Regions from separate parts of the Homo sapiens genome. Here region 1 is linked to region 2. The links are chromatin contacts, found by Hi-C or POLR2A ChIA-PET in ENCODE. All regions are on one chromosome and are shown on one strand. The core of a region is the stretch at or near the end of the contact, and the rest is flanking DNA. Distances in the headings are between cores, read along the strand shown.

Region 1 (6,126 bases), core at 1,177-3,676, 600 kb after region 2:
GTCCTGAGATTGTCCCTAAGGTTCAGTCTGTGGGGGCTCCTTGTTTCCTGCCAGCTACGTAAGCCTTTTTCTCCTATCTCTGTTCAGCTCTGTGATCCATTCTATGTAGCCTTCTAAGAAATTACCCCTTAGGCTTAAGATAGTCAGAGTTGTTTGTTATTTGTAACTAAGGATGTGACAGACCCTGTACATGTAGCTGGAATAATTATAATTAGTTGTCACCACATGGATTAATGGGAGAAGGAGAGGGAGGTAGAGGCCAGATTTGGATGGCCTTGCCAGCCATAGTAAGTTTACACTTCATCTTGAGATTCATTTAATTGCTTTTTTTTTTGAGATGGAATCTCGCTCTGTCGCCCAGGCTGGAGTTCAGTGGTGCGATCTTGGCTCACTGCCAGCTCCGCCTCCCGGGTTCACGCCATTCTCCTGCCTCAGCCTCCCGAGTAGCTGGGACTACAGGCGCCCGCCATCACGCCCAGCTAATTTTTTGTATTTTTAGCAGAGACAGGGTTTCACCGTGTTGGCCAGGATGGTCTTGATCTCCTGACCTCGTTATCCACCTGCCTTGGCCTCCCAAAGTGCTGGGATTACAGGAGTGAGCCACCGTGCCCGGCCTCATTTAACTGTTTTTTTTTTTTTTTTTTTTTTTTGAGACGGAGTCTTGCTCTGTCACCCAGGCTGGAGTGCGGTGGCACGATCTTGGCTCACTGCAAGCTCTGTCTCCCAGGTTCATGCAGTTCTCAGCCTCCTGAGTAGCTGGGACTACAGGCACCCACCACCACGCCTGGCTAATTTTTTTGTATTTTTAGTAGAGACGGGGTTTCACTGTGTTAGCCAGGATGGTCTCGATCTCCTGAATTCATGATCTGCCCGCCTTGGCCTCCCAAAGTGCTGGGATTATAGGCGTGAGCCACTGCACCCGGTCCATTTAATTGTTTTAAGCAAGCAAGTAACATATAGGAAGAGTCTTGTGAGGGCTTTTTGAAGGATGAGTTTAAAGACAATGAGACTGGCATAAGTGAACCCGTTGAAGGCTTTCTCAGTCAAGTAGGTGAGGGAAGATGAAACTTGAGGTGGTGCCAATGGGACGGAAAGAGGAGGCAGATTGGAGAAATAGTGAGGTTATAGAGGCAATAAGACTTGTTCATTTATTGGATGTGAGGAAAGGACAAGGAAGGAGTCCAGGATGATTTCCAGGTTTCTGGTTGAGGCAACTGGATGGGTGGTAAGGAACTGGGACAGGGAATAGAGGAGCAGGCTGGTGACAGGCCGTAGAGCACATTGGTTATGTGCATCCTCCCGGCCTCCCAGAAGGAATCCATCACTTTTTCCACTTTTATAGGTGTTTCCGCACTGTCTTTCTGTCCGGATCTGGCAGACCTGGGTTTGAGTCCTGGCTCTGGACTTATAAGCTGTGTGATGTTGAGCATATTATGTAATTTGAGCCTATTTCCTCAACTGTAAAATGGAAATACAACTTACTTCTTGTTTGTGTATGTCTGAATTGAATGCACAGTGTGTGGTATGCAGTGGGCACTCCATAGTGTTGGCTATTTTTATTACTCAGAAAGGGGTCAGGGAAGAGGCCCAGGACAAATGGGTGAAGGCTTTAAGCAAGGCTTCTAGGTCAAAAGAGGAAAAACACAACATGTGGCAGACCAGCTGAAGCCAGAGGGAGGCCAGAGCTGAGCTACCACCACATGTTGCTGAGCAGATGAGTCACTGCAGGCAGCAGGTCAGGCTACCCAGGCCACAGCAGACTGGGCTGGGCTCTACACGATGACTTCATTGTATGCCTTTTTTGTCCTCTCCTCCTCCCAGAAGGAATCCATCACTTTTTCCACTTTTATAGGCGTTTCCACACTGTCTTACTGTCCGGAAAGAGCAAACACGGTGGAAAGGGACAGAAGAGCCAGAATTCCGTCTAGTTTGATCACTGATTTGCTGGGTGACCTGGTGCATTTCACTTCGCCTCAGTCTCTTTATCTGTAATATGAGAATGCGCAGATTTGCCTCCTAAGTGTGATGTGAGAATTAGGTGAGAGTTGGCAGGCACTAAATAAAAAAGCATGCATTAGCCTTCTATTCATTAGTTGTGTTATTCTGTCTCCTTCCTGCTCCCGGCCCCTCTCTCCCTAGTTCTTTGAGGACACCGATCGACTCGAACTCATTTTTGGGTCCCCAGCACTGAGCTTGGCCCAGCAGTTTCATGAATGGATGAATGAAAGATTCAATGGGAGTCCGCAGCCGCTGACGGCGCGCCGAGAGCCCCGCTCGCTTCTGGTCCTCCGACTGCGCGCCAGGGCCACGGGCGGGTCCTTTGCGACCGTTCGCTGGCGCGTGCGCGGGAGGCGGCGCGCGGCCGGAGGTGGCGGGCGGGCTCCCGGTGCGCGCGCGTGAGGGGCGGGGCCGGCCGAAGGCTGGCTGTAGGCAGGCGGCTGAGCCGGCGGCGGGTGGCCTGCCCAACGTGTGCTGGGTGGGAGAAGGCGAGGCGTCAGCGATGCTGTCTCTTCCGTGAGGAGCGCAGAGGAGGTCGCGGCGCCGGAGGCCCCAGAAGGCTCGAAGGCGCCGCGGGCTGGGGTCGGTGGCTTAGGGAGCCCGTCCGGCCATGGTGGCCGCGGGTGGTGGTTGGCGCGGCTGCGCTGCGGCCCGGGGCAGTGCGGAGCCGGGACAGTCGCGGCGCTGACGCCCGCGGGCCCCAGCTGCAGATATGAAGCGGAGCCGCTGCCGCGACCGACCGCAGCCGCCGCCGCCCGACCGCCGGGAGGATGGAGTTCAGCGGGCAGCGGAGCTGTCTCAGTCTTTGCCGCCGCGCCGGCGAGCGCCGCCCGGGAGGCAGCGGCTGGAGGAGCGGACGGGCCCCGCGGGGCCCGAGGGCAAGGAGCAGGTAGGGCGGGTTGGGATCCGGGAGGGTGAACCTGAATGGAAGCCGTGGGGGAGGGGATCTTCGGCGGGAGGACCCGGGCTGGAGCTTTGGAGGGGTGGGGTCTGAGTAGTTCGCGGGGAGGAGTGGGAGGTCTGGGGAGGCCGAGAAATGGGGAGTGGAGAAATGGAAGTGGTGGCCTGGGGTTGTATTGGAAATGGGGGTGTAGAAGAATGAAAAATTGGTGCAAGAGATAGTCAGGGGTTCTGGATGGGGCGAAAGGACGCTGGAATGTGGGCTGAGTGTGTGAGCTGCAACGAGTAGGCTTACTAAAGAGGCGTTGAGGAGTTATCCATAGGAGTAAATAGAGTAAGATGTAAGTCAATTTGATGTAGTGTTATCCTGTTTTCTAGAGGTTGTCCTTAAAATTGTAAAAACGGATGACACTCCCAAGCATTCTCTGATTTGGCCATCATTATACTTTTGTACCAGTGTGTTCACAATCATTGTTAAGGCTCTCTTTACCAACCATCTATTTCACAAGAAAGCACTTGTGAAACACCTGCATGTGAGCAGTGTTAAGCCCAATTTTGTGAACAGAATTCGTAGATATATGGTTTGCCTGCTAGTTTTCCACTGAAAACACATTACTGGGAAAACACAGCAGCATACAAATATTCATGGAGTTTCTGAATGAACAGGATATGTTTATGTAATTTATTAGTCAAGAGTAGGTGTATTTATGAGTAGGGGATAAAGGTCAGTTTTATCAGGCAGGAGAAGCTGCCACTAGTAGCGGTAATAAGTTTAGTGAAAGGAGAATAAGTAATCCTTGGTCTTGTTGGATTTACAGAAAAATGTTCTGTAGTAATGAACTCTAGTGACAGCTTTCCTTTTGTTCAGCTCTATTCGGGATCCTACTGACTTCATCCATGAATGTTTTAAGACTTCTTATAGGTCTCTTACCTCTTTTCTCTCAGATAAATTAGCATTTTCCTTAGACATTTTTTTTTTTTTTTGAGACGAAGTCTCGCTCTGTCGCCCAGGGGAGAGTGCAGTGGCATTATTTCGGCTCACTGCAACCTCCACCTCCTGGGTTCAGCGATTCTCCTGCCTCAGCCTCCCGGCTAGCTGGGATTACAGGTGCCTACCACCATGTCCAGCTAATTTTTTTGTATTTTTAGCAGAGACAGGGTTTCACCATGTTGGCCAGGCTGGTCTGGAACTCTGACCTCAGGTAATCGGGATTACAGGCATGAGCCAGTGTGCCCGGCCCTTTAGACAGTTTAAAAATTATATACCATGCTAGGTAGCCCTTGGACTTTTCCCCCCTTTTGTTCTTCCACCTCTTATTCCCCACTGAGCCCTGAGGAGACTGCACCATTGACCATCTCTGCCCCGCTTCTAGCTGCTGAGCATTGTCCTCTTGCTGCAATTTACTCCCCCATGTGCCTAATACTTATCTTTTACATTCTCTGCAGTATCATCTAGTCAAAACTTGTACAATGAACTTCAAGTCCAGGTCCTTTCCTGTCTCAGTTTACCTGTCCAGTTGACCTTACTGCGTATTTCATGGTAGAGTTCAAGATTACTTGATTTTTCCCTCCTCTTTATTTTATGATTTTTGTGTTTTCTCATCCTTAGCTTCAGTCTCAGAGAAAAGTACTCATCCTCCTCTCCGAGGCTAATTTCTCTACTTATGTCCTTGATTTCATCCTCTTTTGTTTGCCTTAGACCCTTGTTACTCTCTTTGTTTTATATCACAAATAAAAACAAAACAACATAATTTCCCTGAATTGTGTAACCTACCCAAACTACTTTGTTATCTCTTCTTTGCTTCCCCAACAACCTTCTTGAAAAATGAGTTTGTATTCAGTGTCTTAGCTTCCTCACCTTGTATACATTTCTAATATGGTTTGGCTTCTTCACTTATGCTTTCCCAAAACTGATGTCTTTAAGGTCACCGAAAGCTTTTTTTGTGTGGGATTACTTTTTTATTGAGGTTTGACAAATCAAAGGTTCATTCAGTCCATGAAATATTACAGAATGAGTACCTGTATGATCACAACTCACATCAGGATGGAGAACATTCCCAGTACCCTAGAATGCTCCCTGTGCTTTCTCCTAGCACTACTCTTTTACAGATGTAACCTCCCTCACCACCTCTGTCACTATAGATTTGTTTTGAACTAATACTTCATATAAATGGAATCATAGTGTGTACTGTTTTGTGACCAGATTCTTTCATTCGGATCATGTCTTGAGACTCATCCATGTTGTTGCTTGTAGAAACAGTTCTTTTTCATTGCTGTGTAATTTTCCATTGTATGAATGTATTGTGATGGTTACTAAAACTTATTTTTGTTTTTGAGACAGGATCTCACTCTGTCACCCACGCTGGAGTGTAGTGGTGCCGTCATAGCTCACGGCAGCCTTGAACTCCCAGGCTCAAGTGATCCTCCTGCCTCAGCCTCCCAAGTAGCTGGGACCATAGGCACATACCACCATGCCCAGCTAATTTTTTAATTTCTTTTTCTTTTTCTTTTTGAGACAGAGTCTTGCTCTCTCGCCCAGGCTGGAGTGCAGCGGCACATTCTCAGCTCACTGCAACCTCTGCCTCCCGGATTCAAGCGATTCTCTTGCCTCAGCCTCCCGAGTAGCTGGGATTACAGGCATGCACCACCATGCCTGGCTAATTCTCTATTTTTAGTGGAGATGGGGTTTCACCATGTTGGCCAGGCTAGTCACGAGCTCCTAACCTCAGATGATCTGCCCGCCTTGGCCTCCCAAAGTGCTGGGATTACAGGCGTGAACTACCACGGCCTAATTTTTTATTTTTTGTAGAGGTGGTATCTTACCATGTTGCTCAGGCTAGCCTCGAACTCCTGGGCTCAAGTGATTCTCCCACCTTGACCTCCCAAAGTGCTGGGATTATGGGCATGAGTGCCCAGTTTGTTTTTCAAATTGAAATATAATTCATGGCTACTTGTGAAAAGTTTTCATTGTGAAATAGTTACAGAGAGAAATATGTAAAAGTCCTGGGAACCTTTAAATTACTAAATCTGATAGTCTTTTCCTCATCTTGTCTGACCTCTGTGAACTATTTGTCACTGTTGACTGTGTGTTCCTTGTTGACATTTTTTTCTTTTTTAATATTATAATATCCATTCTGTTACTGCTTCTCTAACTGCTCTCTTGTGTGTCTTTGTCTTGTGTTTTCTCTTCCTGTTCCTGAAATGTTCCTTGAGGACATGTCCTCTGTC
Region 2 (7,011 bases), core at 1,575-4,074:
CCTATACTTATTAACCTAAATTAAGGTCAGAATAATAAAAATTACACAGCTCGTGGTTCTCAAGTAGCATAAACTTAAAGTGATAAATTTATTCACCGGTCTTCGTCTTTGAAATCCAAAGTCAATCAGAAAACATGTTTGTTTATATGTGTCTTTTCTCAAGTCAATCAGAAAACATGTTTGTTTATATGTGTCTTCTGAAACTACCATAAGAGAGCCTATAACTCCAGAACCACATTAACTTTCATATTATAAAGGGGAAATATCTGATTTAAACATGATCTAGATTACCCAAAATATCCTATTTCATTTGGAAAGTGACACTTTAGTTACTTTAAAAATAGACACCTCTTTAAAACTCTTCCTCTCTTTTATTTGTTCCCTCAAGTTTGAAAATTCTTCCTCATCCATCTCTTACTATAAAATGACCACTTAAATTGATCCTTTTCCATTTAAAATATTTGAAACAAGAATCTTAAAAGTTAAATAAATGATCGAAACTCAGAAAAATTAAAATTTACAGACTAATAGGAAAATGATTGTATTTATTTTCATGTTTTCAGTGTTTCAGTATTAAAGCTGTACACCTTAATTACATATTTATTCAAGTCACTCTTTCAAAAATATACACAAATAAAGGACTAACCTCTTTCAAATAAACAAAACTTGCTCAAGCCACTGTCACTATATTCTGGCACAGGATAAATTTACATTTCACATTTGCAAAACAAGTTGTGGTATGCTGTTGTTTTGGTTAGAAACACAGGAATCAATGATTCTCAATAACCAGAAGCAGATTACTTTATATGAAACAGCACGATTCAAAGAAAAACATTTTTCAAATGTTTTCTCCAGGTTTTACCTGGAGAGCTAGATGTCTGGGGTTTGTGTCTTTCTGTGCTTGTTTAATTCTAAAAACAACCTCCCTTCAACTCCTTTCAAAAATCAGTATTTTCTTCAATTAATACGAGCATATAGTGTACAATAAAACGCATAAAGATATGTACTTCCAGAATGCCATAATAATCCAAATAGAAAAAAATTCGTGTTTTAATTTTCCACATAGCAAAGTCAATGTTAATCATTTTTTTATCCTTCTCCTTAACCATTCCACAAATCAGAAGCACTGTATTTATATATTTAATAAGATTAACAAACTGACTAGAAGCTCCGGAGGAGTAAAGGAAGAAATCATTTGTATAATATATTTTTCCATAACAAAAAGATAAAAGCAAATAGGACTTGTTAAATGAGAAGCTTTTGAAAAACCCAGCGTGACCAGCTTTTGATTTACCCCAGTCTGACAAGGAAGAGAGACCCCACCCCCACTCCAGATTGTATGGCTTTTTTTTTTTTTTTCCTTGGGTGGGGGTGTGGAGGAGAAGCTGTCACATTTCCATCTTCGGTTATTGTTAGTCCGCAGCCTAGATTCCCAAGCATCACCGGTCCAGGGGAAAAATCCTAACGCAGACAATTAAAACTGTCTGAAACATGCAGTATTTTGTTGGGGCTTTTTTCCCAGTGTTAATTTCATCGAGACTCAATCGGCTAGGGCTATAGATTGCCTCTGACAGTCTGTCCCTCAAACGCTCCCTCTAAAACCGCTTGTTCCAGATTTACTAACAATCCTCTCCTCTCCAAACTTAAATTAGGACAACACATTTCTGAAATTATTACATCCAAAAAGTCATACCTCCCCATTCTCTTTGCCTTGGTGTGGGGAATAGAAAGAGTGAAGAAGAGAGATCTATTCACTCTTCAAACAAAAAGAAATTGGGGTAGAGGGTCAGTGGAGGAAAGAGCAGTGGTGGACCTGAGTGAAAGGTTGAAAAAAGTTTTTGTGACTTGTTCGTCCTTCGGCAGGGGTACAGGAGTTGGGCAGAAGGCCGGGGTCTCGGCCCCAGGGCTCGGGCCGAGAAGAGGCACCCGCGGAAGAGGAGGCTGAGGACCCGAGAACGCCTGGACGAGCACATACCGACTTGCAGCACGTTCTCCACGGAGCCGCTGTCCAGCAGACGGATGCCCCGGCGGAACGGGAGCCCCTCGCCACCGCAGCCGGCCGCGCCGGCCCCTGCGCCCAGCCCGGGGGATGCCCCAGCCGCGACGCCCCCGGGGGCGGAGCCGGCCGGAGCGGCGGCCCCGGGGGGTGGCTGCGGCCCCTCCTCGGCCGGCGAAGCCCCCGCGGCGCCGCCAGCAGCGCCGGCGCCGGGGCCGCCCCGGTACTGGAAGCTGGAGTACATGCAGATCTCCCGCTCATTCCGCGGGAAGGACCAGTAGACGATGCGGCGCTGCACGGGCTCCGGGATCCGCTCGAAGCGCTCCTCCACCCGTTCGTATGCCCACTTTTCCGCCACCGTCTTGGCGGCGCAGTCCAGTAAGGAATCCGGCTGCAGGTGGGGGCGGGCCCCGAGGACCAGGCAGCTGCTGCCGACGCCCCCTGCCCCTCCGCCGGCTGCCCCAGGCGAACCGCGAGGGTGATGAGCCTGCGGGCTGGGCCACGAACACTGCCGCTTAGCCGGAGAGACCGGTGACGGCGAGAGCAGCTCCTCTCGCTCACCTCCGTCCGCCATTGCTGGGGACTGACTGACTGACTGAGGCGGCGGCGGCTGCTCGGGCTGCGGCGGAGACCCTGGCCACGGCCACGCGCCCCGCGCAAGCGCCCAGCGGTGGCGCCGAGGGGGGCGGGGCGAGAGAACCCGCGAGCCAGCCGGCCCGAGTGGGGAACCGCGGCCGGGCCCGGGAGCGCGCCGCGAGGGCAGACGCGGGCGGCCTGCAGGGTAGCGTGAGGCGGCGCGCGGTGTCCTGGCCGCCGCGGACGCGAAGACAGGCGGGAGCGAGCGCGGGCCCGCGGCGCGCTCCAGGCGCAAACAGCCTAGAACGCGAGCCGAGCGCTCTCGCGGATCCGGCGACCGCGGAGGGGAGAGGAGCGCCGGACGCTCTCGCACGCCCGCCCGCCCGCCCGCGCACCTCCAACCCACCTGCCGCCGGCCAGACAGGAATGGACTGTGTGACTGAATGAAATGGCGGGGCCATAAGCCATCCAAGGAGCCGCCTCCGTGAAGTTATAGGCTCGCGGGGTACAAGGAGAAAAAAACAATCCAGCTCCAACGGTACTGATGTGACAGGAGGTTGTCACAGCAGAGCGGAAGATCTGGCAGAAAGACGCTGGGAAAGAAGACACTAGGGGAAAACATCAGAAAGTTCGGATGATGAAAACTCACCTCACGCCACAACAATGTAGGATAAAGCCGGCGGTCACCCCACCCCAGAGTGGGACAAAGTCGCACCACCCCTTGACAATGGGGCATCAAGATCTTATCGCCACGGGGGTTGCATCCTGGTGGGGTCTTTTGGAGGGTTTAGCACCTTGCATCCTAGAATACAAAACACTTTTGCGTGTTTTTTGGTAGAATTCTCTGATCCCCTACCTCCAATCTGAATTAGGTCTTTCATGTTTTCCTCACTTGGCTCAGTCTTCTACACCTTTACATAGTTGTATTTTTATATATTTGTTTAATGTCTGACTGTCAACTCCATGAGAGTGAGAATCATGTCTATTTCCTTCACTATAATTTATCCTCTGCCTGGCACATAGTGGGTGCTCAAGAATGGCAGCTTCATCACTAACTCCATAAACAACACGCAATTGTAAGTTACTGTTTCTTGCTCGATCAAGAAAGCTCAGATTATTTCAGAATTTGCTGACAAACTAATCTCTACAACTTTAAAACGTTCCAAGAACTGTATTAAAAGAGTTTCTATAGTTGAGTTTGCCCTTCAAAGTAAGAGAGATTTAGAGTGTAGGATAAAATAAGAGTAAGAAGAGAGTAAATGATTGGAGACAGGCTGGAGCCACAGTTTGGTTTTGCTGTAATCTCAGAATTAAAGAGCACAGGCAGAATTGGGTGTGAATCACACTTGCTGTGTGTGATGCTATTCATGATTCTATTAAATCATTTGCAAAAGGGAGCTAGTAATAATGCTTCTACACATAAATGTTGTAAGAATTAGAAATAATTCACTTTAAAAAAAGTTTTTTTAGAGACAGGATCTCACTCTGATGTCCAGCCCGGAGTGCAGTGGGGTGATCACTGCAACCTCAAACTCTTGGACTCAAACTATCCTTCCATCTCAGCCTCCAGAATAACTAGGACAACAGATGCACAGCACCACACCCAGCTAATTCTAAATTTTTGTAGAGGGGCGGTCTCCCTATGTTGCCCAGGCTGGCTGGAATTAGAAGTAATTCAAATTGTTTGCTTATTCAGTGTAGTAGGTACTCAATAAGTATCTGTTTAGGCCAGATGCAGTGGCGCATGCCTGTAATCCCAAGGCTTTGGGAGGCCAAAGTGGAGGATCCCTTGAGGCCAGGAGTTCTAGACCAGCCTGGGCAACAGAGCAGACTGGAGACCCCATCTCTACACAAGAAATAAAAAATAGCAGGGATTAGTGGCCTACACCCTGTAGTCCTAGCTACCCTGAAGGCTGATGTAGGAGGATTGATTGAGCCCAGGAGTTCAAGGTTACAGTAAGCTATGATCATGCCACTGCACTCTAGCCCAGGCAACAGAGCAAGACCCTCTCTAAAAAAACAAAAAAAGAAAGAAAAAGAAATCTGTTTATATTGGTAAATGGATTTATATCTGTAAATAACTATAAATAGATTACTGCAAAATAGCATAATCCCTACTCCACCTTGAATCTGGTACCACATTTACAGGCTTCCATAACACACACTATTTTCTTTCCTATAATTTATCAGAGTTTTTTGGGAGAACGAATATTCCTTTAATGCCTGTCCCCCTAACTAGACTATGAGCTGTGGAAGGGCAGGAACCATTTCCATGTAAGGGCCTATTTCTACCACCTGCCAAAATGCCTACACATAGAAGATGTTCAGAAAATATTTGCACTTTGAATCAATGAATATGTTATTCTGATTTAATCAGTTACTGTCTTTTTTTTTTTTTTTTTTTTTTTTGAGATGCAGTCTCACTCTGTCACACCCAGGTTGGAGTGCAGTGGCACAATCTTGGCTCACTGCAACTTCCGCCTCCTGGGTTCAAGTGATTCTCTTGCCTCAGCCTCCCAAGTAGCTGGGTCTACAGGCGTGTATGCCACCATGCCCAGCTAATTTTTGTATTTTTAGTAGAGATGGGGTTTTACCACATTGACCAGGCTGGTCTCAAACTCCGGCTTCAAGTGATCTGCCCGCTTCAGCCTCCCAAAGTGCTGGGATTACAAGTGTGAGCCATGGCGCCTAGCCTATATTTATGTGTTTATTTGCTTAATGTCTGTTTCCCAAAATAGACTATAAGCTCCATGTTAGGCGGGCGTGGTGGCTCACACCTGTAATTCCAACACTTTGGGAGGCTGAGGTGGGTGGATCACTTGAGGCCAGGAGTTCGAGACAAGCCTGGTCAACATGGTGAAACTCCACCTCTACCAAAAATACAAAAATTAGCTGGGCATGATGGTGGGCATCTGTAATCCCAGCTACTCGGGAGGCTGAGGCAGGAGAATTGCTTGAACCTAGGAGGCGGAGTTGCACTGAGCCGAGATTATACCACTGCCAGCCTGGGAGACAGAGTGAGACTGTGTCTCAAAAACATAAATAAAAAATAAAAAATAAGCACATAAATATATAAATACAGATGGTAATAACACAGCAAATAAGACATTTGGGAATATGCAATATGTGGTTGTGAATAACAAGAATGCTAGATTAATTGGACCATAAGTTTGTGGTGAGAAATAGTGGGAAAAGACTGCAAGAGAGACAGGAGACATTGTGAAAAGCTTTTAAAAGCATTGTAAAATGCTAACTTGAGGAATCTGCATTTTCTTAGGTTGGTGGAGGGAAGCTAATAAAGGTATTTTGAGCAGGACAGTTATATGATAAAAGGCAGTGTTTTAGGAATATTAACCAGACAGAAATATGTAGGATGAATCAGGAGAAAGATAAAGTCTGGAGGCAAAAGATGAGTTTGGAGATAAACCAACAGTGTGGGAAGGAGGTAATAAAGGCTTGTAGAAGGCATTGGACGAAAAGATATCTAGACATCGGGCAAAAAGGGGCTGAAATCTGGCCTGCACTCCATTTGCCCATCCCTGCACCAACCAGGTTGCATCTGGGTGCCTCTTTCTCATTCTCACCAAGTGACCATATGGGCTAGCAATGGCTCTGGGCCTGTGTTACCTCTCTCTGTTTGATCCCTCTTCTCTGATGAGAGAATTGACATATTTCAAGGAGACTGTGGGAGTCTAAAGATACTTATTTTACAGCATTGCAATCCCCAGGGTGAAAACACAAATACCAAAAATCAATAACCAGGAAGAATACCTCACATCTTAATACAACTCTTTTGATGTCAGGAAAATTTTGATCCAACCTTAGAAATAAATCTTTAAATTTGCATTTGTGAAACATCCTCAACCCCTTTGCATGGAATGAAATGATGAGATGAAGGTGAAGGATAGAGTGAGACTCAGAGATGAGGATTTAGGTATCATTTGACAAGCAAACTGTATGCAACCCAGTCATTTATTTAATAAAATTTATTTTGGCTTCTATTTCAAAATGTAGAAGATAGACACCTGTGCTTCCTGATAACACTTTGTTTGGGTATATCATAAACACTGAATGAAGTGGGAATGAGAAATATTTAGGAATTAGAAAGGAAGATCATGATTTTTTTTTTCTTTTTTTTCAGACAGTGTCTGGCTCTGTTATTCAGGCTGGAGTGCAGTGGTACAATCTTGGCTCACTAAAACCTCTGCTTCCTAGGCTCAAGCGATCCTACCACCTCAGCCTCCCAAGTAGCTGGAACCACAGGCATTCGCCACCACACTTGTAGAGACAAGGTCTTCCTATATTGCCCAGGCTGGTCTCAAACTCCTGGGCTCAAGCAGTCCTCCCATCTTGGCCTCCCAAAGTGCTGGGATTACAGATATGAGCTACCATGCCTGGCTAGAAGACCATGATTTGAATTGATTGGACCTATTACCCAA

Evidence for each region. Hi-C counts contacts between places; a loop is a spot of excess contacts on that map. ChIA-PET counts read pairs that join two places held with the same protein, here RNA polymerase II (POLR2A). Pooled maps may share reads with other maps.
Region 1: a loop to region 2 is called in a map of CD4-positive, alpha-beta T cell, with 4 times the contacts of the local background. The contact joins the promoter of MAST2 here to the promoter of ZSWIM5 in region 2. A Hi-C loop is called at or near these places in 2 of 168 maps with a recorded cell type or tissue (CD4-positive, alpha-beta T cell and CD4-positive, alpha-beta memory T cell) and 8 of 50 pooled maps. POLR2A ChIA-PET finds 5 or more read pairs at or near these places in 4 of 52 experiments (H1, WTC11, activated B cell and 1 more).

What each region holds. Positions count from the first base shown.
Region 1 is chr1:45,801,186-45,807,311 of GRCh38, forward strand. It overlaps MAST2 (microtubule associated serine/threonine kinase 2), which reads left to right and starts at 2,427. Exons shown (of 29, transcript NM_015112.3): 1 at 2,427-2,887. The coding sequence starts at 2,711. RefSeq lists a silencer at 2,255-2,694.
Region 2 is chr1:45,203,781-45,210,791 of GRCh38, forward strand. It overlaps ZSWIM5 (zinc finger SWIM-type containing 5), which reads right to left and starts at 2,825. Exons shown (of 14, transcript NM_020883.2): 1 at 1,976-2,825. The coding sequence starts at 2,570. RefSeq lists silencers at 103-303, 2,272-2,431, 2,632-3,051 and enhancers at 1,403-2,303, 2,304-3,203.